Regions from separate parts of the Mus musculus genome. Here region 1 is linked to region 2. A link is a loop called in an ENCODE intact Hi-C map of the cell type or tissue named here. Cell type or tissue: heart. All regions are shown on one strand. Each heading gives the region's core, and the rest is flanking DNA. Links, peaks and the distances in the headings are about the cores only.

Region 1 (14,977 bases), core at 3,773-7,772, 240 kb after region 2:
GAGAAATACCGGTGGAGTGAGGCCTGGCGGATTTGGCCAGGTTTCACAAAAGTAACAGGGGCAGCCTGCAGTCGCATTGCCTAAGAGGCTGGGGTGAGGGCAATCTCAGGGGTCTTGGAAGAAGCGTAGTCCTCCAGCGCCAGAGAAGGAAGCCCCAAGCAAACAGGGGTGCCCAAGCAAGCCAGGGGTGGGAGGCTACCTTCTCCATCCCCTCCTACCCAACTGCTCTGCTGCATGTGAACCCTTCCTGCCTCTGCCTCGCTTCGGCAGTTTCTGCCCTAACCACTGGGCAGGCCCGGGGCTAGAAAATCACCTCCCCAGATCACCTTTCCTGTAGCCTGCGCTTCTGCTTCTCAGCTTTGGGGGTTTGATTGTTACTACTGTTTTAATCTTATCAGTAAAATTTTGCTATGTTGTTCAGGCTGGTCTCCAATGCCTGAGCTGAGGTGATCTCCCATCTCTGTCTCTGGAGGGCCACCAGCTGCGGGCCCAGCTGCACCCAGCTCCTGGCTTTTGTACCCCACCCCACCTCCAACCCCTCGCCAATCTCACTCTGCTGTTAAGAACAACTCGATTCTCCAATTCTCTGAGCTCTCATCTTAGTGGGGTGTGCTCTAACCCCACCCCAAAATCTTAAACACTATCTATCTGGTGGCAAAGAAGACGCCCCAGGCTGCCTGTGCCTTTTGAAAAGCATACCCAAGATCAAAGAGATGTCATGTTCTGCCGCTGCTAAGGGACTGAAAAGGACTCTGAGGGCTTTACACACCAGCTTTCAAGCAGAGCTACGCGCTGATTGAGGGACAGGGTGAAAATGTGAAATGCTTGGTTCGACTATGATTTAATAGTTGTACATTTTAAATAAAACCCATAACGACCTGCGTTTGTTTTCAAGCAACTAGCAAAGGAAGGGCTGCCCCAGGTGGAGACAGATACACAGACGGTCTGAATTCTACTGACAGAAGTCTCTTCACCCAAGAATTAAAGTCCAAAAGTCTCAAGAGCTATGCCAGTCCAGGACCTGCTGATGGTGTAGCCCAGTGGTTAGAGTCCATCTCAGCCACCAAAGGCCCTGCCTTCAACTCCGGAGCACTTCCTATACTGCGGTGGGGCCCCTGGGCCTGCAATCCCAGCCCCTCCAGGAGTCTCAGGAGTTCAAGGTCATCCCTGACATCCATCAACTCCTGGCCCAGCTGGGCTAGCTGAGACCTGTCTCTAAGCTTCTTCTACCACTACAGGAAACTTAGGTGATGGCTCTAGGGTGTCTGCTTAAAATTCCAGAGCTAGCAAGTCTGCCCAGCAGATAAGGCATTTTCTGGAAAGCCTGATCTGAATTCAATTCTGGGATCCACAAGAGAGAAGGAAAGAACCGACTCCTTAAAGTTAGCGTGTGACCTCCATGCACGTGTGTCATGGCATACACATGCCCTTACACATACACACAAAGTAAAAATAGATAAAACTTAAAGATAATTAGGATATAATATAAACATTATTTTGAAAAACCCGGGACCCAGAATCAAATACTTAGAACACAAGGGGTAAAGATAAAGGGTTCTCCTTAAAGATTTGGGGCTGGACATGGAAGGTACTCAAATCCCTGTGGCATAACCAGGTGCCACCAGGTCAGTGATTCCCGGTCCAACACACACCAATGAGGAGGAGTCTTCTTAACTAATTGTTTTTCAGAACTTCTTCCAGATACGGTTTCTAGAAGTTCAGGTTTTCCCAAGAAAAATATTTCCTTTAAAAGAGTCCCTGCTTGCTTATCCTAAGAAAAATCCAACTATGAGTGTCTGAGGAAACAGGACGCCCCCCCTGACCCTGGCTCAAAGACGCCCAAAGAGAGGAAGCTCTCCCCAGCCATTATGAACCTGGCCTTGGGGGAATGAGGCAAGCCCTGGGTTTGACATGGACAGTCTATGTGGCTCCATCGCAGATCTCAGCGGAGGAACTTTCTCATTTCCACTGGGTTTTTCCCCATCGCCCAGCACAGCCCCTGCTGTAAATATGTAGGTTTCCGTGTTTTGATTTCTGGAAAGCACTTACTGTAATGTGAACCAGATAAGCAGCACTAAGGAGTGGTCTCTCTAATAAACACCAGAACAAGAACCCGGCCATCATCTGTGCGGCCATTGGCTGGGGATGGTGTCGGGGGTTGTCTGTCCACATCTTTCAACACCGACTTCCTTAACTTCCAGAACACCGAGAACAAAGCAGGAGACAGGTCAAGAAGGGAGGCAAGGGTCAGCTCAGCCACGCGCTACAGCAGGACAGTCAGACTCCAGGCCACAGACAGTTCAGCATGTCCAGACTCCCAGCTGCCTCCCTGGCTGCACGGCGCACACGGGGCCTGCAGGGATCTACGAAGGAGTTGGCCACAGATCCAGGTCAGGAGGGAGAGGCGTGGCCTGTGCGTGTGGATAAGGTGGTGCCCTCTCGGCTTGCCATGTTCTCTCAGGAGTCTTAGAATTCTGCCACATGCCAATCCTGCAGGCCCCGGAGAGAATGTAAGGTAGTAATGGTGGCAAGCCAAAATATAAAATAAAATAAAATAAAATAAATGACTGCAAATAAAGCTTGGGGGACCTTAGGCTCTGTTTCCAGTCCTCCAGCATCAAGTTCTAATGGTGTCGAATGAGACATTAGGTAAGAAATGATTAACATTTTCACACATCCATGTGTGTGTATGCACACAGACGCATACATATGTACACGCATATGGCAATCGGGGCATTTCAGAAATGTATTAGATAAAATATGCGTAATATTTAATTACCACTTTAACCATTTGTAAGTATGCAGCTGAGAGGTAATAGTAAGGACATTCACGAGGCTGGGCAGTGACTGTCACAGGTCACTTCCACTCGTTTCCTGTCTTCCCCACCCGCCAGCTGGTAACTCTATGCTCCTTTCTCCCTGAGTCTTCCCAATCCACTTTCTATCTCTATGAATCTGTCCTCCTAGGTGCCTGGAATAAGAGTTCGCATGCACTATTAGTCCTTGGGTGACTTCCGTGTTTCCCTCGGAGAGTCACAGAGCCCCGTTTATGCTGTAGCGTGCCAGAACCGCATCCCTATTCAAGGCTGACTAATGCTCCAGTGTGCGCTTGGGCCACACTTCTCTTTTTTTCTCCCCATCCTGACATTTGGATGGTTTCCCTGAGGCATTTTCAACTGCGATCAACACTCTGGAGAGGGGCCTCTCTGACTTTCTAGCTTTGAGAGATGCTGCGCATTAATTATACTCGACTAAACTAGATGAATATGCTAATTTTCCTCATAATGGGCAAGTCAATACATTTTACTCAGAAATATACTCTAAAACCTACTTTTAAAGGAACCTGTCAAGTAAGGGAAATTGTACCTTCCCTTTTCCCACACAACTTGCAAACAGGAAAATTTCCTTCTGTTTCTACTGTCAAGATGTCATCTTACAGAAGTGGGGACTAAAGCAGTCATGTTTCCCACTAGAAATTGTATCTCAGGCAGTTGCTGGAGCAAAGGGCAGAGGCAGTTGTTAACTGTTCTACCACAGGACTTCTATTCCGGGGCGACAGTGCATTGCAGCCCTGGGTAACAGGCCGGGGGGCGAATCCCTACTGAGCCATCTCTACTCGCCTTCCCGTTACCCTGCCAAAGAGGAGAATCTGTTGTGTAGGCGCTGGAGATTTCTAGGAAGACAGCAAGCCTGTGTCGAACTCGCAGGGCTTAAAGGGGCTCCCTGAGGAACTCCAAGCACCCTTCTTGGTGGAAGGCCTTCTCAGAAGGCAGGAAAATAGTCTCTGGTCAAGGGCAGAGGCACAGCCTGGGTGGCCTGCATGCGCTCATCCCCAGAAAAAAAGCAAGGATCAAAAAAAGTTAGCAGTTGTGGCCTGAAGTTCTTGGGAGTGGGTGGTGGTGGTAGAAGGGTAGGGGTGGGGAGTTGTCCAACTTTGTAACTTTATACAGCACTTATTAAAGCCTGACCAGAGGGTATAAGTGCCAGGTGCTGCCCTGAGCTTGGGTAAGCAGGTGACAGCACAGGAATACAGGGACACTCAGTGTAGGTTTCAGAGCCACACAGGGATCCGGAGCCAAAGCAGTGAAGCTTTGGGGAAGCCAACTGGCCTCCCCAGGCCTCAGAGGAGATGACGGAAAGCCATGAGTAGAGTTGTTTGGGATCCTCGCACCATCTCTAATTCCCTTCAGAACCTAGGTAATGCTGCTGGTGATGTCACAGCGAGAAGATAAGGACCTAGTGGCACCTGAAGTACCAGAGAAAGTACCAAAGAAAACACTCCTGGAGCCCGGAGGAAGCAGGAAGGCAGGGGGAGGGAAAGGGGATACAGAATTCCCTTAAGTTAGGAGGAAAATGGTACTTGATGAAGACGTTAAAACTACAGACATGGGAAACAAAAATCACATCCCTCGAGGGCACCAACCGCCCTAGTCAGCTCCGTACATGCCTCCTAAAATCTTACAGCTTTTGTTCCTAAATTGACTGTTCTACTAATTTATTGAACCAAAGCAGAATTTTACAACAGCTATAAGAAAGTATGTTGCGGGGCATGCGGTGTGTAGCTCAGTGGCAGAGTGCTTAGAGAGCAGGCACAAGCAAGACCCCTGGTTCAAACCTTAGCATTGGAAAAACAGAGTATGTGTACAGACACCCAATAATTTCAAATAGTCAATAGATTACTAGTTTCTTTACTCAAAGCAAGATTTCCATAATCATGTGAGCATTTTAACTCCCTGGGTCTTGAAATACCATCTTCAAAAAAAAAAAAGTTTCTTAAGGCTACGCTGTTTTTATAAGTGACATGCGTGAATGTTACTGCTAATGCCTCTCATAAAGACCAATGAGACTGAGTCTTATTTTAAACAAATGCCCCCATCTACGGCTGCAGCTGCTGCTGCTGAGATGGAGTCCCCAAGCTGTCACCTTCTAGAAAGTAAATACAAAGCTTTAGCCAGAGCAAAACCAGTTAACAGGCCAATGGTGCTTCTTTCTTTACATTTTTATTGGTGTGTGTCTGTGTCTGTCTGTCTGTCTACCTCAGTGTGTGTGTGTCTGTCTGTCTGTCTACCTCAGTGTGTGTGTGTGTGTGTGTGTGTGTGTCTATGTGTGTATGTATGTCTGTGTCTCTGTCCATATGTCTGTTGTCTGTGTGCAGACACCCTCAGAAGCCAGAAGAGGGCATTGGGCCCCTGAAGCTAAGGTGGTTGTGAGTTGCTGGTTGCTGGAACCTAACTGACTCCTCTGGAAAAGCAAAAAGCACTTTTAACCATTAAGCCATCTCTCTAGTCCCTGCATCTCTCTTCTGTTACTGTGTGGGAAGAACAGGATACCTCATCACTGCTTCTGGGCACAAAGTGGGTAGCCGTTCTCAGAAGCCCTGGGAGAGTAAGGCAGCACTCCTTTCCATGACAACCTTCCCAGGATCTTTCCAGTGCAGGCTGCTGTCCTCTGACCCTGCATCACAGCATCTCCAAGATCTCCAAGTACAGGTTCTCTCCTTCTGCCATCTCTCCTGGAAGTCTAGCCCTCGAGAACCTGCTCTCTCCTGCATCCCAGAGCCAGAACTGAGCTTAGAAGCAAGCAAGCAAGAAGACGCTACTGCAGCAGCACCAGCTTCCAGTTAGCCCTTCCTAAAACTCAGCAAAATCAGAGCGCTATCATGTAGCCTTAAGCTCAGGTGTTCTTGAAATAAGGGTAAAGGCTAGACCTTACCTCCATCCCCATTACTCAAAAATACCACACTGAAGTCTGGCTGTGTGCTGGGCCCTTAGAGCAACAGTGTACAAGACCTCCCCATGCCCACCCGCGCTGTTTATATTTAGCTCCTGGCTGGGCCATAAACCAACAATTACACAGTTCTATAATTACTGTGTGAGAAGTGTGAAGAGCCGAGAAGCACAAGGGAGCTGACCTGACCCACCCTAGAGGTGGACGAGGATCGTGAAGGGAGACACAGGAGCTAGAAACTGGCATGCACCAAGGAGTGTCAGGGGAAGCACCGTGCTCTGTACCCCAGGTAGTAAGCAGAGGCCAGGAAGCCACATATCTTTACGGAAGCCAGGGCAGCTGTAAGTGCAGAGCGGGAGGCAAGTGTGTGTGGCAGTAGGAACCAGGCCCCGCAAGGGGCTATCTTCATACCCCCACATAGGTGAGCAACACTGGGTGTGTAGTCTCTGGAAGGTTGGAATCAAGGTAGGTACTAACCCTATTTATCCTTTGAAAATACCACCTGCAGCAAGGCCTTGGCTTCGCCTCCCTCATCGCACACGCATGCTTCTGGAAACCTCTGCACAGCCCCTCAGTACTGTAGCTGTCTGCTTTCCTGTCTGGACTAACTGAAACTCCCGTCTACCATTCTTAGGTTGTCAGAAGGAGAACCGAGAACTGCACCCTGTCTGAGCATCGGGGGACTTAAGAGGCCCTGGGCCTTGTGCTGGGATGAAGCCCAGGCATTCTGACCCCCTCATAGCTGGGGGTTCTCAGCCTTCAGCCTGCAGCAGCTTCCTCTGACGGCCTTATTAAATCAAGGACTGGAAACCCATGCTGCTATTATTTCCAGTGCAGCAGGTTTGGGGGAGAGAGCGGGCTGGCGTCTTTACCTGGTCCCAGGCGTGCCTGGTGTGGCTGGTCCTGACCGTTGAAGAACTGGTATGGTAGCCCCCTGACCTACACAGTAGTCAGTCAAAAACAAAACCCAAAACCCCTGAGACTCAGGACACCAGCCATTAGTGTAGCAAGAAGCCGTACCAGGATCTCTATCTTGGAACTCAGGGAAAACCTGCAGAGACAGATTTTCTTGAGTGAGCAAATCTGCCTGGCTTTTACACCTAGAAATCGGCCTCGCGCTGGGTCCCCCTGACAAGCCTTGGCAGCCAGTCGTGCGCGCACAGATTTCTCAAATCCCCGAGCTTTCAAGTGGGAAATGTTACAGAATGCACCAGTCACAGCTACAGGACTCCAGAACAGTGACACTGGTGGCAAAGACAACTTCTGCAGCGCATCAGACCTCAATCTGGCTCAGTGACTCGGAGGGCCTGGCACTCCCCCATCTTGCCATGCTCCCCCTGGGCTGGGGGCCTCCTAGCCCACTCTGGTGCAATATGAAGCACGGGGGTCCCCTTATGCAGGGGTCCCCTTACATGGTTGAACAGGAGGGTTGCCTCCCTCAAATAGCAATAAACTTTGCCTTCGAGGGAGGCAGAGCCTTGCTGCAGCTTCCCTCAGAGAACTCTGAAAAGGGACCAGGCTGCTCTCTCTTTCAGAACCCTATCTTGCTGTCTGCGACACTGGGGCCTGAACTCTCCTGTGAGCTCTCGCCATGCTCTTGTCTGTCTGTATGTATGTAGCATGAATAACCCTTCCAATAAACGTCTGGCTCCCAACAGTCTGTTTCAGGGTCCCCTCAGAGCCCTACACCAAAGCAGCTTTTCTTGGTGAATGGTCGGATACCAGTGACCGTTTTCCTCAATTGCTAATCAGATAATTGCCCGGCAACAGTTAATTCTGTAGCCATTCTACATTCAAACACGCAAAATAGAAAATAATTAGAGCCAAACAATTGCCCTGGTGTAAAAGCACACTAATGGACAAGATGGGTGCATTCAGATTTGATTCAACACTCATCAGAACGCTTGCTGGTGGTCAATTTGCTTAATGAGTGTTCACTTTTCTCTTAATTTTTCTGGGGTGATATTTACTCAGAACCACACATTAAGCCTGCATCCCTTTTCAAGGAATTCTCCCTTGTGGAAACTGATCTGAGTGCCTGTAAGGAACAAGAGAAAAATGCCTGAAACTGAACTGTTTTCTAGAACTGAGAAATACAACAATAAACAACAACAACCCATCCAGTATGTCCACTGAGAAAACTCTAGTTCTTTCTCATAGCTTTAGAATATGACCATCCCTGACGACAGGGAAAGGAAGCCCATTCTAGAATTGTAAGCTTGTTTGTTTGTTTGTTTGTTTGGGACAGAGCCTATGTGGTCCTGGCATTCCTATGTAGACCAGGTTGGCCTCTAGCTCAGGGATCCCCCTGTCTCTACCTCCCAGGTGCTGGGGTTAAAGGCATGTAAGGTGCTCACCTCCACGCCTGGCTAGGAACCTGTTAGCATATTTGAAATCAAGACCAAGTGGAAGAGACTCAAATCGGACGAAGAAAATTTGAGATTTCTGGAAATTTAAATGAATATGTCAACCCCTGGTAACATTTTTTTTCAAATGATTATAATTAGAAATATGCAAACTTTTCCACGGGGGGCAGGAGGGAGTGGAAATGTACCCAATTAGGCAGCAGTGATACCTTTATTATATGGTATTAACCATGTAGACGCGGTGTTAACACTTTCAAAACTAAAAAAAAAAAAAAAAAAAAAAAGACTGTCTCCTTCAGAACTCAAGAATCCTTTACCAGACAGCCAATGGCAAAGAACACTGGTTCTTACCAAGTGTTCCTCAAAGACAACTCCCTAACGAGCTTCCTGCTCTCCTGACTGACTTCCACCATAATGCTCTGTTGTAAACAATAGCGCAGACAGCTGATGTCAGAGGGGCAGGAAGTATTTGCTTTCACACTGATCTGTTTTCAGATCGTTTACAAACACAACTCTTGTCCCCGGCGACAAACGTTTTTAAATTATATTTTTAAGGAAGATTGTGTTTTCAAAGGCGTCAGCCAGTCATTTCATATTTCACTTTGGTCCAAGCTTGGCAAAGCCATAAATTAACAAAACCAAAAGGTAACTTTAAAGAGTTTGGGGGCTGTTCTGGCTTCAGGAGTTACCGGCAATGTAACTGATGAACCTCAGTCTCAAAACTGAGCAAACAGGCAGAATTCGATACTTCAGATGACTCATTGATCTGCATATGATTCAGCGTGCATGTGGGCGCCGCCCAGAGTATGACATCACAGCCCGTGTAAGCCAATGAGCCGAGAGCCCAGAGTATGACATCACACAGACTGTGTGAACCAATGAGCAGAGAGCCCAGAGTATGACATCACAGCACTGAGTGCCTCTATGTGTGGGGCGCCCAGGGTCTGACATCACAACCCAATGTGATTGAGTGCTGGGAGCCCAAAATATGACAACACAGCCCTGTGTGATCTACTGTGTGCCTCCAAGAGGGTCAGGACAAACTACCAGCAGCAAACATGGCAGCTTGTCACACAGTTTATTCTGAGGAGAACCACACAGACCGGAAGTGCAGAGGAGATGGTGACGCATGTGTATTCAGTGTGCTGGAGTATTCTGGAATGAGAGAGGTTGATCCCTAAGAAGTCACAACCCCAGATGAAGCCCCACAAAGGGAGATAGACAGAGCTGGGGATGGGATTCAAGGACAGAAGAGGGGCAAGGAGAAGGAAGGTCTGGAGAGAGGGACTGAGGAGAGGCCGAAAGAGTAAGATTATCGCTTAGTTAAAACAAGAGCAGAGAGCTCCGGTCTGCCATACTTACGAGACAGTATTGACCTGCCCTCCCCAAAAGATCTGCTACTGCATTCCAAAGAGTTGTTAAGAAAAATGAGAAAGCTGGGGGACATCTCTAATGTAGAAAGTAAAGTCTTTCAGCTGGTGGCACACCCTTGAACTTCCAGTATCCAGGAAGGAAAATAAAGAGTTGAAAGCCACCCACAATTACATCGTGGGTTCGAAGCCAGGCTGGCATACATGAAACCTACTTCAAAAAAAAAAAATCAAAGACTGGCATAGTGGATCACGGCTTTAAACCTAGCACTCAGCAGGTACAGGCAGCTGGATCTCTGTGAGTTCTGGTCTGCATAGTGAGTTCCAGGCCAGGTAGGGATACTTGGTAAGACCCTGTCTCAGGAAGCAAAACCAACCCAAACCACCAAAGTACAGAGCACAAGAACAAATACAAGAATGTATCTCAGAGTGCAATGGCCCTTGCTGTAATCCCAGAATTTGCGAGGCTGAGGCCAGAAGATCAGAGTGTGAGGAAAAATGTGACTCTAGATAAATGATAATGGAACTAAAAGGATTTCCAAGAACATGGTAGGTCTAGAAGACAAAGAAAGTCCAACATATGCTGCTGTTGGCTCTGAAGCCATTGGAGAATAATAAAAACTTCTGATCTTCAACAACTCTTTAGTGAGGGAAAATGAAAGCCATGCTTGGGATTTTATGTCAAGGCTGTGGTCTCTTCTCTGAAAAGATGAACTCTCAAAAGTGACTGTCCTGGGAAGAGTAAAGAAAGCATTCCTGTGGGTATCTAGGTAAATGTGTGGCCAAATCAGAGGCAGAGAAAAACCATATTAGTGTATCTGACTTTGACAGCACTTGATGGCAAAAAGACAATACAGGAAAAAAATAAAGATACAAAGATACCTGAGCAAGGACAGGATGGCTGAGGCTTTCTATGAGACATGTGACCTTTCCAGCAAAGACTACAGACAAGCTGCTGTGAGTACATCATTGAGATGCCTCCCAGAGCATCCCTTCAGAAAGAGGCGCAAGACCAGTCATCGCCCCCAACACTGGATGCAGGCTGACTTTTGGCACTAAAAGAAAGTGATAGTGGAGAATAGGTGAGTCCCTGTCTTGGAAACCTGAGAGAGCAAGTTCTGCAAACAGATAATTAGCTGGGGGGGTGGGGAGGTGGGGGGGTGGATACTTCTTCCTTCAAACCCCCAGCTCCTGGCACAAAAGGAACAGAGAGCACACTAGTGGCCGATTTAAATGTCACTCATGGTAGGGAACCAATAGAAAACAGCTCTGGGAAGAGGCAGACAGGAGTGCTTCTAAAGGTCTAAAGGCACCTATTAGAAGAACATCATTGTCACCGCAAATACTCAAAGGTCCACTAGAGAGAACACAATGTCTACCTTTAAAAACAAAAGGTGATCACGATCCACCACTCAATCGACAGCTTACAGGAAATGCAGACACTGAAGCACGCTAATTGTTAGAGGAATGCAATCAGCAAACACGCAGCCTCTTCCACAGGAGCGAAGGCAGAATGAAGCCCACCAAGAAGCAACGTCGGGGAGACCTCCAAACCGAGGCTTGCTCTCAGCGTCAGCCAAACATGTGTAAAACTTGTCTACATTTTTATAGTACTTATGTTCACCAGGGGAAAGGTGAGTACTGAATATTCCACAGCAGGGTAGAGCCGTGTGATTTGTTTTCCTGCTTGAATAGAGTGTCCCTCCCCCATGGGTTGGAAGGCTCGGGTGGGGTGGGAGGTTGGGGTGTCAGTGCAGTGATCAGATGTGACACCGTGACTGTTTACGAAAGGAAATTGGTATTTTAGAGCTACATACTGAAAATATTTCTAGATGGAAATCAAGCTTCATAGGAATGAGATGGTGAACTGGGAAGGGGCGAGGCTCCACGACTGGCCTCGTGGATCTGAGAGCTCAAACTATGTTGTCCTTGAAATGCCACTGTGAAAAAAACCACGCTGGCCAAATGTGGTGACACACACCTGTAGTATCGGCTTTTGAGAGGGGAGGGCAGGAAGACCAGGAGTTTGAAGTATCCTCAGCTACATACTGAGTTTGAAGCCAGCCTGGGCTACATAAAACAAAGACAACGTTCCTCCATGTTGAAATAAAAATGGCTGCCAAAAAGTTTCCAAACGGGTCAGGGAACAATAGAGATCAGAGGCTACCTGATGTTTTTCAAAATGGGTTTACTCTTTCTCAGTCAAGTGATAGTTAATTTAATTAAATACGGTTATACTGACAAGTGTTTATTATCAACTTGACCCAACCTAGGGGACCTGGGGAGAGGAAACCTAGACAGAGGAATTGTCTTGATCCAACTAGCCTGCGGCTATGTCTGTAATGCTTTTTTTCTACTTACTGATTGCTGTAGGAGGGCCCCCGGCCACTATGAGTGGTGCCATTTAGCTGTGTAAGAAAGCAGGCCAGGCAAGCCAGGCGGGAGAAAGCCAGGTAGCAGCTCCCCTCCACAGTTCTGCCTTAGGTCCTGTCTCCAGGTTCCTGCCTTGACTTCCCTAGATGATAGACTGTTAACCTGTAGAGTGAGATAAATAAACCCTTTCCTCCCCAAGTTGCTTTGGTCATGGTGCATATCACAGCTATAGAAAGCCAAGAACAGAGGTCTAGTTAAACACAGGCCCTGCAAGTCTCAACCCAACCAGTAGGTCCCAACAATGAAGACTACCCTGAATCAGAACAAGCTATCAAACGGAGCAAGGACCTCACACAAATGATTCTGTAGGCCAGTAAAACCCCGCATGTGCGATCCATATCCAATGCCAGTGAATTCATCAACAGTGCTTGAAGCCACAGGGCAACCACCTCAGGCTTCCTCCCTACAACCTTCAACTAGGCCAGTCAACCAACTTAGGGATGTCCTTCCCAGTTCCAGCCAAGAGGGGACCATGATCCTCCTCAAGGACCAGATGTCCACCATCCAAGGACAGACGGATCAAACTTCTAGTCCTGATTCCCCAAGTCTCAATCCTCAGTTCAGTAAATCCCAGTTTTAAAACTGAAGAGCTCAGAGCTTAACGCGTTCTGGGTATCCGAAAGGCCATTCTAAAGGCTGAGATGCAAAAAATAAATAAATAAACCTCACTATGTCCCATTCTGTGACATCTCCATGCTGGTAGTTCATCCTGACCAGATATGGTAACAGGCTTGGGACTTAAGCTGCACTTTGTCTAAGTACAGTCTTGTAGGCTTTAATATGGTCATGCCCAGCTTCTTCATAAAAAAAAAAAAAATGAAAGGATGTTTTAATTTTGGTATAGAATGAGCCCCTCTCCCCACCCTCCTATAGATCCAAGGAATGTCTGAAGCAGGATGGAGAGTCGGCTCAGCGGTTAAGGGCACTGGTTGTTCTTCCAGAGGTCCTGAGTTCAATTCCTGGCAACCACATGGTGGCTCACAACCATCTGTAATGGGATTCTGGCATGTAGGTATGCATGCAGATATAAAATTCATATACATTAAATAAAGATTAAAAAAAAAAAAGAACATCTGAAACATCCCCCTCAGCTATGGAAGAAGAACATTCTGGTATGTTCTAGAACAAAGGGTTCCAAATCTTCAGACTGACAAGACTCCCTGGCGCACTCTAAAGATGCCCCAAAATCCTGAAGGTGGGGAATGCCCCAGTGTTTCAATTCTGACTTGGTCCCTGGCCTATATGACAATCAAAGACTCAAATGACAATCTGATTTGTCCTGGTTCAGTCCTTCCTGGGAAGGCAGTGGCCCCAAATCACCCCAAAATTCCCACTGACCTCCACTCCATCCTTGCAAGTCCAGCTCCTGTCCCTGCCCTCTTAGTTTGCCCTCTCAGGCCTTCCTCTGCTTGTCCCTTCACTAACCACAGACACCACTGGTCATTAAGTCTAAATTCAGCAGATTTTTGTAAGACGAGCCTTCACATTTCTTTCTTTACTCTCTTTCCCTCCCTGCTTTTCTGGGCTCTTTTGCGGGGGGGGGGGGGGGGGGGTTCGAGACAGGGTTTTCCTGTATAGCCCTGGCTGTCCTAGAACTCACTTTGTAGACCAGGCTGGCCTCGAACTCAGAAATCCGCCTGCCTCCAAAGTGCTGGGATTAAAGGCGTGCGCCACCATGCCCGGATTTTTTCTGGGCTCTTGAGAAGAAAGAATTCACTAGAACATAAGCCCCAGGTCTGGGTTATTCACTGCTATCCCCCCACCCAAGTTTAATAGCTACTCATACCGGCTCTGTTCAAGAGCAGCACCACAGAAGGCGCTGTGCTGGCCAGCATCTGACACTGCTGCTGTCCCTTGTCACTTCCTGTGTCAGGAGATGCTCCCTGCCCGCTGGCACTCGCTCTCCCAGCCCCTTATGGAGACAGCGGTTCTAAACTGGATGATAATTTTAAGTTAATGTCCCTTGAAAAATGCTGGAAATGTAAATTAGGCAACACATTCAGATCTGAAGAAGAAACTCACAACCCCTTCTACATATGCTAAGCTTATTTTAAAAACTGGGGCGGTGGGTCCTCTTCTATCAAAGTGATGCTTTCTGGTTCTGGTACAGCCCAGAACATCCCTACTATTTCCCTGCATTAAGCATACATATTATATGAAAATAAATACAAAACCATTCAAGGACAAATTTGCTACTAGCTACTCTAATGCCTTCATATTAAGAAAACCAAAGCTGGTTGTGCGGCATGGGCTTACAGTGTCAGCACTGGGGACGAGGAACAGAAAGATCAGGGGACTGAGGCCCACCCGGGCAGCATAATGTGTACCAGGCTAGCCTGAGCTACTTAGTGAGAATTTGTAGATTAAAAACAAAAACAAAAAACAAAAACCAGTCCACATGGTATTTATCAGTCGATCAAATATCACCCACTTATTAAATAAAAAAAAAAATCTTTCCAACAACAATGGAGGATATCCACACCATGACAATTAGGATGGAAGTGGAAACACATTTAGAATAATTCTACCACCTAACAATTACCTTTAAAATACCTGTCTAGTTTCTCAGAGAAGAGTCTTGGCTTTTAAAATATAATTCTATTCTCCCTTTTAAGCATACACTAGCCTTGTAGGATGACAGCCACTAGCCTGAACACTTCTAATATCCACAGTACATCCTCTCTCCCCAAATCTGCACTGGGATTCCATTCTTTGAATTCTTCCACCCAATAGAGACACAGTCACTGCTGCGGAAGTCCACTGTGGCCACCCTGTCATTTGTTCTCAGGCACAGAGCAATCTCTCCACTTAAGGGTAGACTATTATATACAAATTACAGGTAGTGTCAGAACGTTTGGGAGTGCCCCCTCCTAAGCCTTTGAAACACCTCAAGTCATCTGAGGCAAGCTGGATGTTCTGCCTCGCAGACTGAAGACACAGGCGAAGGTAGAGACAAGAGGATCCCCTCTGTTTCATTTCCTAGTGACCCTCTAGGTCAAGGGTGAGGTATTATTCCCAGGTAAGGGTCAAGGACCTACATCTTCTCCTAGGTGACAGTATTCTGCCCATCTCTGCCAGTAA
Region 2 (14,977 bases), core at 4,690-8,689:
ACCTAACAAAATACCACAGACTTGATGTCTTGTTATCAAATACATTTTCTCACTGGCTAGAGATTCAAGATCAAGTTGGAACAGGTTTGGTGTCTTCTGAAGTCTTTCTGTCCTCTTGCTGTGTCCTCATGGGGATCTTTATACACACATAGCCCTGATGTCTGTGTGCTCAGATTTATTCTTTTGATAGGGACAGCAGTCAGAGTTGGTTAGGACTGAGTTAATAGTATGTGCCCGCTTAAGTAGACCATGAGACACCCTCCTATCTGATCTATCTTCTTCTGGAGTTCCTCGGGAGGCTACTTTTGCATCAGCTTGGCATTCACATTAGGAGACAGAGGGAAGCTGGTTTCTCCTCCTGTTGTGGGTGGCTCTCATTCAACCAATTGAAAGCCTGAGACCAAAAAAAAGTTGTTTTCTTCTCTGAATAAGAAAGAATTCTTCCTGGAGGCTGGCCTTTTCTCCAGGTTCTTGGCTTGTGCTAACCTTGGAACTCTCAAGGAAACATCAGCTCTCCCCAAGCCTCTACCTGGCAGCCCTCAGGCTCGCACGTACACAGTTATTTCCCTTTGGTATCCGGCCCTTTGCTTGGATTGAAGCTCTCCTGTCAGCCTCCCGTCTCCAGCTTACCCTGCAGCTCTTCAGCCTTGAGATTTTGCTGGTCTCTCTAACTGTCTAAGCCAATTGCCTCAAGCGTATTTGTGTGTGTGTGTGTGTGTGTGTGTGTGTGTGTGTGTGTGTGTGTGTTCATGTCCTTGTGTCATGGGTGCATCCTATTGATTCTCTTTCCCTGGAGAATCCTGTTCAACCAGGTGCCAACTCAAGAGTCTTTTGATTTAATCACCTGGGTTTCCAAAATACACTCTTGGATAGTGGGAGTTTGGGCTCTGATACCTGAACTCGGACAGGATCCAACTTGGTTCCTAACGACCATCAGAGAATCCCCTCTGTCCTTGGCATTGCTCTTTGCTGCAGGGAGTGTTCTTGACTGCTGACTTAGAGTGAAAACTCACTAAGTTGCTTAGCCCATGAGAAGATGAGAAGGCGTTGGGACTCTATTCCTCCAGAGCAAGCTATAGTTCCTCCTATTTTCAAAGGATCTGGAACCCATGGGCTAATGTGGATATCAATGATGTCAAGGTGGTGGCTAACTTTGGGGCCTCTCCCCACCACACCTTAGTTTGTGCACTTCCAGATGCCTTTAAAATAGTGCCATTCACCCTTGCTGTGAAGGTCATCCAGACAGGGAGGTGTCATTTGGCTTGGAGTGGGGGTGGGGTGACCCCACAGCCACAGAACTTTCCAGCTGAACCTATTGAAATGTCCTGACTGCTACCCAGCCAATGTCAGCTGCTAATTTGGAAGAATTAATGCAGTAATAATTGGGCCATATTCACAAGCACTAATTTCTTTCACTATACCAAATCAAGACTCACAATGGTTTCAAAATAAACATGCCATTCCCAAGAGGTTGAGTCCCCCACACCAGCAGCTGGATCCTGAATGGCTCTGGAAGTGTCTGGGTGGCCCAGTGATGGGACTCAGTCCTCAGTGTGATCACTTTGGATCTGACTGGACCTGGCCATATTTTAAAGAGGAAGAAGAGGCTGAACCTTGTATCTGGGCAGCATCCAAGGATGGCCCCACAGGGAGAACCCTTTTCAGGGGTCTTTGTCTCCACAGTAGGTGCGGTACTTGTCATTCTTGTCTCCGGGGAAGCTGTTACTGTTCCAGTCTTGTTGAGGGGAGCCTGGAGTGCCACTGCAGAGTCACTGGAGCTAGAGGCCCTGAGAAAGCAGATTCATACACTCCCAGGTCAGCTGGCAATTAAGCCTAGAAGGAAGTATCTAACAGACTCTCACATGCAAGCAAACAGGAAAACCAAAGAGAGGAGGACAAGCGAGCCGGTGTGCTCATCTATGCTGGGCTTGTGGGGGAGGCTGCAGATCTCAGATGCTGATAAGCAAGGATGGACCAGATGGGTGAGTGATGCTAAGTAAGGAGTGTGTGCACGCGTGTGTGCCTGTGTCCGTGCATCTGTGTGCATATATGTGTGTGCCTGCGTGTGTGTGTGTGTGTGTGTGTGTGTGTCTGCACACTCACGACATGGCTCTGCAAGTACAATATGAAACTGGCTGGTGGAGACTGAAGATGTCCTGTCATTCTCACTAAGAAATGTTCTATGTAAAGTCACAGAGGTCATAATTTCTCTGCCCTCTTCCCTCCCACACATCCATGCTCATTTTGTGAGCATCTTCTCAGGCCAAGCCCTAGTATTGATGCTGGGGACCAGAGCAGACATAGCTCTTGTCTTTATCCTCCTCCCCTGCTGGGTATTTCTCTCCTCCCTTCTGCCTCCTCTGTTTCTCCCTATCCCCTCTAGGGTTAAAATCTCCATGACTATTGTGAGAAACTTAATATTCTGCCCAGTGGCGTCACTGCTTCCGGAACTCTCATTAGTTAATCTCCAAGTAAGTAACTCAGGATAGAATCCTACCTATTTCTCCCATCACTTCCGTGTGTAAACACAGGAGGGTCTCCCACCCTGAGATGTGGCTCCCTAATTTGTTGCCTAGCACCCCACTCAGGCTTATAACATCAGTGTCTTATAAGACTTCTTCCAAATTCCCTCCTCTTCCTTCCTCTGCTTATCCTGTCAATCAGGATGAAAGAAATTAAGTTGTGTGAGTCTGGGCATCTCCCTGTGGTACCAGCTCATAGCCCCAGAACTGTGGGCAAGCTTTTAGGTCTCCATGTTGCCTGGGTCTGGACTCAGATGCAGAGAGCCATGCAGGATGAGACTTCCAAACCACCTTCCACTCTCAGGAGCAACGACATTGCACATGGTGCACTGGCTGTACACTGCACAGTGAGCACAGCCGAGGGGCTCCTGCGTGTAACACTCCCCTGCTCACAGCCCCCAGCCATGGGCTCTGTGCAGAGCTGGGGTTTGTCCCCACGGAAGAAGGATTTTGCTGTTATACCTGAACCATGCTGTTGACCCTGAGTACACATCTGGGTAGAAGGGACACCTGTTTTCAAATTCATAGAGGAGCTATATCTGTCAACTCTGATTAGAACAAAATTGCAAACTGACTTTTAAACATTTTTTTTGTGCGTGAAAATGTTAGTTTCAGGGTCTATTTTAGAATCATCATGGAGTTAGTGCTATTTCTTTTCTATTTGATCCCAGACCTTATTCTTGTGTGTCTGCTAGGCCCTTGGGACTGCAAGAGAGAGCTAGTGTATCCCTATCTTGGCAGTGGTTAGCTATTCTTACCACAATGACTTTGGCCCTGGCGATGTGATGTTTTGGTTAACAGATTGTGGGCAGCCAAGGTGTAGTAATAATACACTTTTAAAATCCCACCCAGCACTTGGAAGGCCTAAACAAGTGGCTCACTTCTAGCTAGCTTTAGGATAGCTTAGGCTATATAATGAGTTCAAGGCTAACCTGAGCTACATATTGAGAACCTGTCCAAAAAAACAAAACAAAACAAAAAACAAAAACAAAACAGAACAAAACAAACCAAAATAAAACCAGGAAATAAAGTCAACAGAGTGGTAACATGCTAGTTATAAACTGAGGCTACTTGAATCATGGTTCATCCTGCCAGCCTTCCTATGGTCTGCCTTCTACAGTGAGCGTGCCCTCAGTTGTTACCCTTTAAAACCAGACAGGAACAGAACACCTGAGCCTGACTCAGAGCTTGGAGGCCAGACAGAATGGCCAACAGTAGCTGACTGTAGCCAAACCACAGCGAAAAAACAAGTGCCCGTGACCCAGGACTGTTTGGTACGCAGTCCTATCACAGTAACGGTTAGCATCTGTATTGCCAAGGAAAGGGTCTCATGTAACCCAGGCAGGCTTGAACTTGCTATAGAGTGACCTTGAACTCCTGGCCTTCCCATCTCAACTTTTCAAATGGCAGGATTGCCTCGGTCTACCACCATGCTTAGGTTTGCCTAATTTGAAAACACAAAAAAGTCTCTGTCGTGCCCTCTGGGAAGCCACATGTGCCATTGCAAGGTGGCGCTGGCTACCACTGGCCACCACGCATAAGTTTGGGCAAACAACCAATGTGTACATATGCAGTAAAGTTTTTTGCCAAGACACTGCCTGGCCTGGGCATGATAATGAGGTTCTGAGAGTATAACCAATCAGATGTGAGACATGCAAATGAGGTATGTTAATGAGGTTCTGTGAGGTACTGAGAGAGAATAACCAATCAGATGAGGAACATGCAAATGAGGTATAGTGCATAACCAATCCGGGTGTGAGACATGCCTCTCCTAGGCCTATATAAGCAGCACCAGTTCTGGGCTCGGGGTCTCTTCGCCTCTGCAATCAAGATCTCCCATTAAACGTGTGCAGAAGGATCCTGTTGCAGTGTCGTTCTTGCTGGCGAGTTGGGTACACGCAAGAGTGCCCTAAGGTGTATTTCTATTCTATATAAAAGAAAATAATAACGGGTTAAATGACTTGAATGGACTAATATCTGGTATATCCAGCATTAATGCCCATATTACCTCATTCTACAGCTTGCTACCTTTCTGCCTTTCTCACGTTGTTCGGGCCATTTTGTTCCTAAAGATATTTTAAGTAAGTAATTTATTGTTTGGTTTTATTTTTTTAAGTGTGTATATGTGTACATCTGTGTAAGGGTATGTGCAAATATACTACATGTATGCATGTGTACACATGCGCTGCTTGTACATGTTTGTGTGGATGCATGTGCATATTCACAGCATGTATATGTTTTTATGGACTCGTGCATATGTTTTACATGTATATGTTTATGTGGATGCATGTGTATATGTGATGGATGTACTTGTTTGTGTGGATACATGTGCATATGTGTTGCATGTATGTGGATTCATGGGTATATGTGTCCTATGTATTTTTGTGGATGCATATGCATATGCACCAAATGTACATGTTTGTGTGGACACATGTATGTATGTGCTGCATGAGCAGACCAGAAGGTGTCGTCATCCTCTCTCACCATCCACTTTACTCTTTTGAGACAAGGACTCACTGCACTGAAGCCCGTTACATTCACCGAGCTGGGTGATCAATGAGTGTCAGGAGATCTGCCCGTCTCTGCCTCCCCAGCCAGGGGTCATGCGTTGCATGCCTCTGCTGGCTTTTACATGGATACTGAACATCCAAACTCAGGTCATCATGTCTGCCCAGTCAGCACTTTACCAACTGTGCCATCTTTTCTGCCCCCTCAAGATCTCTATCGTGCTAAAATGATGCTATAATAGCAAGTAAGTTTCTTCTGCTTACCAAAGCCGAGAAGGAAACAATGGACCGCCATGTTGCAAGCCTGAAAAGTGTCCTTTCTTTCAACTTGTCAGCTTACACCACGTTCTGTCTGATACCCTTAGACCTCCGTTTCCTCCTTTGCCCACTTGATACTTGATGCTATTCATCTTTTTAAGGTTTCCACTAGGACTCCAATCTTTTCAGGCTGGGAAGCCCTGTGCTGAAGGCCAGCTTGGCTTAGCACCTTGCATGTTGTCAGTACAACAAGCCAGAGCCAGATGCAGCTCACTGAGCCGAAGAGCAACCTCTCTCCTGACAGCTTCGTGGGCAGAAAAGACACCTCCATCTGATGTGTTGTTCAGAGGAAAAGGCAAAGCGGAGTACAATGTGTATTGTATGCTATTATCTGCATATCTAAGAAGCAAGTCCATCTTTGAATGGTACATCTGTGTAGAAAAGTGATAGTTCCTCAGGTGGCTGAATTTGATGGCTGCCATGGTAAAAAGAAGCAGGAAAGGATGAATTATGGCTGACTATGCCTTTAATGCTTTTTATATTGCTTTCAAAATATGGATAAACTCTTTAAAGGAAAGGTATCTACCTCAGCCTATCATTTACGTGACTGCCATGTTTGTGTCTTAAATCTGCAGACATTAAAAAAAAAAAAGAATTATTTATTTTCTGCATAAGAGTACACCATAGCTGTCTTCAGACACACCAGAAAAGGGCATCAGATCTGATTACAGGTGGTTGTGAGCCACCATGTGGTTACTGGGAATTGAACTCAGGATCTCTGGAAGAGCAGTCAGCACTCTTAACTGTCAAACCATCTCTCCAGCAACAGATCTTCAGACTTTTACAAAATGATTTGAGAAGAGGAATTAGCCCAAGAGGAGGAGGCACTTTCTGGAATATTCTCTTTTTTTTCCATATTTGGGGCCATATAAGCATCCTGTAAGTCCCCGAGTGAGGACAACAAGGACAAAAGGAAGTGACCTGAACAGTAGCCCTTGGCTTCTACAATCGAAAGTGTTGCCTCGTTCACAGGCCCCAGTCTGTAGAGCCAAAGACCCAACCCATTCAGTTGGGTTTATGTTTAAAGACGCAACATATCCTCAGATTTTACTCTGAACAGGACAGTTCATTTGAACGTTGCCAAAGCCCTAAGCCTTAATGTTGCACGTGGCCCCGAAGCATGTTTTTCTGTTAAATTATAATCATCTCACCGGAGTAGATTGATTGTTTCAACAACAGCCATCTATGTCCATTCATAAAAAAAAATAAATAAAGCAAAGTAAATAAATCAACTTCCAAATCGCGTCCTTCTGCAAACACCAGCTGCACAGGAAGAGGAAGGCAGCCTGCGAGCAGCCCCTGGAGCACAGGCTGGGCTGGCGGTGGAGGAGAGCGGAGCCAAGCTGCTGCCAATACCATCTCCAGCCCACAGGAAAGAACCTCGGCGGAAAGCGAGGAGGCAGAACAATTGTGTGAACTTAGCTCCGGTTCTCACCCGCGAACATCTGGCCACCGCGTCATGTGTCATTTATTTGATTCAAACCTGATCTGGGATTACGCACCGTGACACTCTCTTCAAGAGGGCCGGGAAGGACGCCATCAGAGACGAGGGAGCACAGAATCACCTCAGTAGCAGAACAGTGGAGCGGCTGAGAAGCTGGGTTTCTGAAATCACCCATTCACGATGTCCATAATCCTGCCCACTCTTTTAAGGGGGACATCAAATAAAAGCTGGAAGCCAAGAGGTCTCTGGGAAAGCCCTCCTGTTGAGAACCGCAGGAAAAACCAACCGCGGAGGAGGATGTCATCTTGGGATTGGCCCTTCGGAGGGAAGAGCACTGCTTTAAACAGTGTGTTTGCAAACACAGATGTCAGGGACAGGCAGTTTATTTTTAGAGTTCCGCATATCACATTTCCCCACACTGATTCCCTTTCTTATCTTTTTCTGCATCAGAACAGCCAAACAGGATTCGAGTGATGCTTTGAGATGGCTCAGTTCCCTGCATTGTGTCTAGAGCCTCGAATGCAGCAGACGCTTAGCTCCAACGTGGCTGTAGTGGCTTCATCCTCACAACTTCGGTCTTTGAACTGGAAGACTTTGGATAACCGTCTCGTGGGCTTATTCGCTGGCAGTTACAAATCAGTCTGGTGGTAATTATGCCTGCAGATCAGCTATTAAGTTTATGTGCTTGTCAAAATTTGACTCTATGCTCCATTGAAATGTAATTAGAGCCACTTAGAGCTGGTCAGACGCCAATCTTAAGACTCTGACTGATCTTGATGACTACAGGATTCGTGTTCAGCTCACCCTGGGACACCCTTCCGCTATTCCACAGACATCAGGGACTGGGAGAGCAGGACACCAAGCTGAAAGGAATTGAAAGCCCTGAGGAGCCAAGGAAATCCAGGGAGGTCAGACGCCAAGTCTTACATTTCCTCTGGGCAGAAGCTACTGATGGCAGGATTTTAGATTGGAGGAGACTGGGCTGGCATACCATACATGTAAGAGACTTGAAGAGTTTTTAGTTAACAGTTTACTCTCTCTATAAAAACTCAGACAGGACTTACAATGCACTAACCCTGCTCTAAGTGTTTTGCAAGTATTTACTGCTTTTGTTCCCAAGGCGATGTTCTACATAAGGACGATCATTATACCCAATTATTAGGTGGGACATTGAGTCATAAAAAATTAAAATAACTTGCATAGAGCAAAAGGAAGACTTTTAAACACTTCTTCCACCAAATACGTTATTTCCTCTGCTAGAGATGTAACCCCCCACTCCGTTTGTTTGGCAAACTCTTCCTCCTCCTTCAGCATTAAAACTCAAAGGCCACTTCATCTGCCGTCAATGAACTAGTGACCTGGCCTTGATTCTGACTTCCTCTACCTCTCTGGCGAGGCTTATGCACGTCTCTGCTAGCCATGAACACATTCTGTTTCAGCAATTTAACCTCTCTGTCTGTAAGTCAAAGGCCACATCTTACACTTCTTGGCTTCCCTCTCCCGAGTATATACTGCCTGGAAACCAGCAGGCACTCTTGCAAATTCTGCCTCAAGCTCCTTATCAGACTCCATTCTCACTTGCCCTTTAGGATCCAGCATAGAAATGAGCTCTTGTAGAAGCCATCCTCCCCCGATAGACCTGGGCTCTGATGCCTCTCCTGCCTCATTGTCAAGTCACCGCGGTCCTGTGTACAGCATGACAGGACAGTAATGCCTGAGTGCCTGCCTCAATCACAGTTATTAGGTTCTTAGTCTGCCTCAGTTTACTGCTTTGTAAAAACAGAGTGAAACCGATACCCCATAAGCTTTCTGCATGTTTTTTTTAAAAAAGACTGTGTATGTCTGTCTGTCTATCTATCTATCTATCTATCTATCTATCTATCTATCTATCTATCTATAGGCAATCTTAAAAAGGAAGCCATAAATTTGAAAGACAGCAAGGGGGAAGGGTACATAGGATTTGGCGGGAGGAAAGGAAAGGGGAAGATAAAGTAATTATATATATAATTATATATGAATATATAATATGTATTATGCACATGAGGTAATTATAATCTATAATTATATAAATATAGAAAGGATTATAAAAGATTTGTTTTATTTTATACAAAACATTTTATTTTATTTTATTTGTTTTATATTTTATTGTTTTATATGAATGTGGCTGCCAGGGATTGAACTCAGCTTTGTCAAGCTTGGTGGCAGTCACCTTTACCTGCTGAGCCAGCTCATCAGCCCATGATCTATCTACCTTTGTAAAAATATGAAAAGGAGAAAACTGGAGCTGAAGATGTGACTTATAGGTTAAAAGCACTTGCCACTCTTTCAGAGGACCCAGGTTCAGTTCCTATCGCTCACATGGTGACTCACGACCATCTGTAACCCCAGCTTCAGAGGATCTGATACCCTCATCTGGCCTCCACGAACACCAGGCACTCACGTGGTGCACATACATGTATGCAAGCAAAGCATTCATATGTATAAAATAAAAATTAATAAATCCTTTCTTGAAAATCCTTCATTTTGCTGATGGGATATACTTGCATTTTAATAGTATTTTTTTGTAAAATTAAAAAATATTAGATTGTAATACAAAAGATGGAATCAACTCCTCTTGGTTGTTCTTTATATGAGTGCCTTGGTACTCAAGGACCTACCGATTGCTATTAAATAAATGTTTACAAATGCTTTTAAAATAAAAATAAATAAATAAAGTTGTGCAAAGCTTTGAGGGTTGTCCCAGGCAAAAGTCAACAAGACATTCATCCATTGTAAATTTAGTGATTATTTTTTTTTTTATTGATTTACCTACTTATTTGCTAAAGGAATTATATGTCATCAGTTTTTCAAGAATAGGTATAAACATTTCCCCTGGGCAGAAGCTACTGATGAATCAGCTACTGATTCACTAAAGGAATTAGTCAGTGAACAAATGCAGAAGGTGTAAAAGTCACCTGAGGACAACTGGCCAGAGTGCAGAGAGCGCGTGCAGGCTGAGATCCCAGCCGCAATAACTGTCTGTACCATCAACACCCCAGGGCTCAGGAGCCATCACAGAGAGGTGGGCAGAAAGTCGTAAGAGCTCAAGGCTGGGGAGAACCAGAGTGAAACAGCATCTTCTGAACATGGCAGGGCCGTTGTACTCACGATCACAGGGCAGCTGTGGTGCTTATGTAAGACCTGAACCAGATCAAGCTGGCCAACATTCCAGCACTGGGTGGGCAGGCATTAGTCAGCTCACACCCTTGAGGAGTCGTAGAGGGTTGATGGTTTCTGGGGGAGGAACAGTCAGGTCTTTTCAAGGGGATTGTCCTGGTGGGTCAACCAAGCTCCAGGAGATGGCCTTGAACCCATGATGTATGAGCAGAACAGATTGGACTCAGTGGGTTGTGGGAGGATAAGGGGGGAATCTGAGAGCACTTAGGAGAATAATGGGGGCAAATGTGGTCAATGCACATTGCATGAAGTCCTCCAAGAATTAATAAAAATGTGGTTTTTAAAATCACATGAATAATTGCATTAATTCAGTTTTCAGTTGTCATAAATGACCACCTTAAGGGGGCGGCATCTCTGCCAATGGGTTATAGGCACCCTTTGCTTCCTTGGCTATGCAACCTGAGGAAAGTGATGGGTTCTCATAGCTTCCAATCAGAAATGTTTTGAGAATAAAGCCTGCTAACACTTGAAAGCCAGAGTTTGGTGAGATGGAGAGGATCCTTTAAATGCTAAAAGCACAAATTTGCAAGCACCCATGCCAGCTCTGGATTGATTTGCTGGAGCTGACACCATGGGATGCTAAAGCTGTCCCCACTGAGGCCCCCTCCCCCAACCCCATTCATATCAGAGCCAGGGACACAGTAAATGATTGACATTTAAAGTGTCCGGATTTGGGTGTTGTTTTTACACAGTAGTCAAGGCTTCCTTTATTTAAGTCAAGCCCAGTCGTTATTTACGTTCTTATTTTTTGCTAGTAAAAATGGCGCTTGCTGGGGAGATGACTCAGCGGTGAAGTGGTTGCTGAGCAAGTGTAAGGAATGGGTTCAGATCCTCAAGGCTGTGTAAACACTGGGCATGGCTGTACACATCTACAATCCAAGGAAAGGGGGTAACCGGGAGGCTCTGGGGACTCGTGGGCTGCTAGGGTTGTAAATGGTGATCTCTAGATTCAGTGTGAGACCCTAGCCTAAGAACATAAAGTGAACAAGAAACTGAGGAAATATCTCAACATCAACCTCTGGTCTCCATATATAACCACACAGGTGAATAATGCCCCCATCCTCAACACACACACACACACACACACACACAGACATACACATACATATACACAATACACACACACACAGACATACACACAAACACACACACATATATACACACACATAGACACATACACACACATACACACAGACATACACACACAGACATACACACAAAAATAAACACATACCTACACATACACATAGACACACAGACACACACATACAAAAACACACACATATACACACACATAGACACATGCACAACACACTCACAGACACACAGACACATACATATACACACAGACACACACACTCAAAACAACAGATATACACACATACACACTCAGACAGACAGGCAAACACACACATATACACACAGAAACACACATATATACACTTACACACATATACACACAAATAAACACACACAGACACACAGAGAGACAAATACACACAAGACACACAGAGATACATAGAGACATACACAGACACACACAGAGACACATACATACACACATACACACACATACAGACACACAGACACACACATACATACATACATACATACTCACACAGACATACACACACACACACACACTCACATTCACACGACACACAGACACTCAGATACTTACATAGACACACACACACACACACACACACACGCACACACACACTGAAGCTTGGTAGTGTGAGCCTTAAGTTTCACAATCACTCCTGGTGGAGATGAGCACAAGATATGATTTAAAGAACTTGTCTCCAGCACAAGGAGAACATGGTCAGTGTGGAGAATACCTGATGGCATCTGACTTCCAGCCCAGGAGGCAGGTAGAAAGCATGAGGCCTGATGTCAGCCCCCTGGAGAGGAGATGGGGAGGAGGCAGGGGACAAACTAGTAAGGCTGTCTCTGCATCTGCAGCGAGCCTGTGTCTATCAGTCAAGGAGGGACCACGTCCTCAACACAGAGATTCAGCAGGGGATGAAACAGATGGTTCCTGTCACTTGAGGTCTCTCCAAATAAGTAAACCATGCAGTGTGTCAGACACTGACGGCTTCTCTGGAGAAAACCAGTGAAAGGGGGGAGGGGCTGAGAGCACCTGTGGTTTGCCAGTTTAGGAGGGAAGTCCTTCCTGAAAAGATAAGAGTGATTAATGACTCAAAAGCAGGGGGTAGGGAGGAGGGGAAAGAGAGAGGAGGGGAAGAGAGGGGGAGGGGAAGGTAGAAGGGAAGAGGAAGGGGAAGATAGAGGAGGAGATAGAAGGGGGGGTACAAGGAGAGGGAGAATGAGAGAGAAACAATGGTGTGTATGTTGGACACAAAAGTCGAGAGCAAGTGCCAAGGCTCCCAGACAAGAACATTTATGAGTGTTGAGGGAGCAGCAAAGACAGCCAAGTGGCAAACAGGGAGTGACTGGGGGTATTGCAATGGTGGGGCTCTCTGCCTGTGTGGCAGTCTGTGTCAAAGGTTGGCGGCTTAGCTTCACCCTGTTCATAAGTCTACAAGATGGGCATAGCTTGGTGGGGGCAACTTGTCTCTATTCCATGGGACATTAGCTGGGATAGCCTTGGAACGTACATGTTGGCTATAAACTGGAAGCTCTGTGTGGAACTATTAGCTGGGGACCTCCATCCTATCTATGTAGGATGCTCCCCAGGCTAAGACTGCCTTACCCATGGTAGCCATGTCCCAGGGGCAAGTGTTCCACATGACAGGCCACAGAAGCTGCCAGAACCTGTTCGTGAAAGAGGTCATGAAGGCCAGAAAGGGAGGTCTCCTGCCTCTCACTGGGAGGCATGGCAACTAAGTTAAATATCATATTTTAAAACTGTTATAGAGAACACATATCTTTAATACCAGCAGTCAGGAGGCAGAGGCAGCCTGATTTCTTTGAGTTCAAGGCTAGCCTGGTCTACATGGTAAATTAAAGGCCAGCCAAAGCTGAGACCCTGTCTCAAAACCAAACCAAACCAAACCAAACCAAACCAAACCAAACCAAACCAAACCAAACCAAACCCCAAATCTTCTTTCCTGGAACTTTTTGAGCATGGCTGTAATTAAGTGTAGGGTAGGTATTTGCATCCAATGCTCTGCTATCCCCAATATCATTTGGAAAATCTGTCAGGCTGGAGAAGTAGCTTAGCAGTGAACAACACTTGCTGCTTTAGCAGAGGACCCAGGTTCCGTTCCCAGAACCCACATGGCAGCTCACAACTCTCTGTACTTCAGTTCCAGCGGATCCAACACCCTCTTCTGAGCTCTATAGGAATCCAGCATACCTGTAGTGCACAGACATACATGCAGGCAAGCACTTGTATATATAAAATTACAAGTAATTAAATCACTTTAAAATTGACGTAGAGAAGGGAAAAGAAAAAGGGATGCATACACACAAGAGGCTGTCTGTCTAAGGACTGAGCCTTGAGATTCCCCGGCAGCTCTTGGGTCTTGGGAAGGAGATTCGGACGAAGCAGCAAAGGATGCTGAGAAAAAGCAGCCGGTTGGGAGAAAAAACAGGGAGTGGAACGGCTCATGACACCATTGGAAGGAGCGTGCTAAGCAGTGGCAAATAGTCACCTTCTTGATGGGGCTGATGGGGACTGGGGTGAAAACCGAAGGTTGACAGCTGGACTCAGCAAAGTAGAGATGAACGAAAAGTTTGACAGTGTCAAAGCCCCGTCACGTGGTGAATGTGATGAGGGTGGAAATGGAGGGCGATTAACAACTTGTTCAGGGGTTTAGTGATCAAGAGAAGAATGCTTGAGGTTAGTTGGAGGAAGAACTGGGACAAAGGAAGGTCTGGGTGGGAGAAATAACAATGTTCATAGGTTGTTGGATGAAGCCAAGAAAGAGGAAAAAAAATCCAGAGGGAACAAGGACTGTGGTAGCAATGTCGGTGGGCAGCTAGAGGGCGTGGCTTTGGCTGGGGGAGTGGTTTGCTCATTCACAGAGGTTGGAGAGTAGGAAGACATAAGTGGAGGTGGTGTTTGAAGTTCTTTTCTGATTGCTTCCATGTTCTGCTATGAGAAGACAGGATTAGGGTCCTCCTGCAAGGATGCAAATGGAGGTTACGGAAGCGCAAACCATGAAAGTTCACATTTGATGTCGGCAGTTCTGAACTTCAAATGACACTCAACAATGACCTTAGCTTCTCCAGCTAAATTCAGCTGCACAGATTCAGGCACAGAAGAGGCAGAGAATTACAACTAACCATCACTGGGTTTGTTTCCAAGTTCATAAAATGAAGCATAAGAGAGAGGTAAGGGATGGAGTGTCTATGCAGAGAACGTTTAGCCGTTGATCTTGGAGATCAAGCTGAGTCAGGAGGGAAATGGGGACCCAGCTGAGGTGAAGGCCCAGGTTATGGCTCATGTCTGTGGGGCTGGAGACTTGGAGGAAAAACACAGGCAAAGAGCTGGAAAGATAAGGATCCGGTGAGAGGGAGGGTGGTTGAGCTAAGCTCATAGCGGGTTATAGTGATGGAGAATGACGAACTGGAAGGTATGACAGAAGTGGAGAGCTGTGTCATGGGATGAGAAGACACTGAGATGCTGGGTAAGAAGAACATAATGAACAGAAATCAATGAGTGGGATCCAAGTTGGCACCCAAATGTGCAGGAATCTGCATTCAAGTGTAATATAATAAATTTTAATAGAAAGTTGGAAGTCAAAAATAAACATAAAAAAGAAAATGAAACTATATGTTATTCTCCTACGCACAAAAAGCCTCTCTCAATAACTGAGGATGTATCATCCCCGTGTGCCTTATATATGTGTGTCATACAAAAATGAGTCATTTTAGAACATCAGCGATTGAATGCTGTAGTATGGGCAGCTTTTCCCATTAATTAATATTCTTATATATTTATTTAATGACTATATAGGATGTTGCTTCAAACATACGCTAATTAGTCATCCAGTCCTATG

The links. A loop is a pair of places that touch in the nucleus more often than their neighbours do. Peaks named below come from ENCODE experiments on the same cell type or tissue, not always from the same donor. Only the 100,000 strongest peaks of a DNase experiment are listed, where the experiment ranks them.
Region 1: a loop joins it to region 2, with 2.7 times the contacts of the local background. A loop is called at or near these places in 2 of 42 quality-filtered maps.

Annotation. Positions count from the first base shown.
Region 1 is chr5:75,583,704-75,598,680 of GRCm38, reverse strand. The region is part of intron 1 of Kit (KIT proto-oncogene receptor tyrosine kinase); the gene reads right to left. Among named protein-coding and RNA genes, the nearest start is that of Kit, 16 kb to the right of the region's middle. In heart, for the core only: no CTCF peak of the experiment used is centred there; no DNase peak of the experiment used is centred there.
Region 2 is chr5:75,827,560-75,842,536 of GRCm38, reverse strand. No RefSeq gene overlaps it. Among named protein-coding and RNA genes, the nearest start is that of Gm32727, 140 kb to the left of the region's middle. In heart, for the core only: no CTCF peak of the experiment used is centred there; DNase peaks (open chromatin) are centred at 6,726, 7,206 and 7,606; H3K4me3 peaks cover 639 bases; H3K27ac peaks cover 520 bases; H3K27me3 peaks cover 210 bases.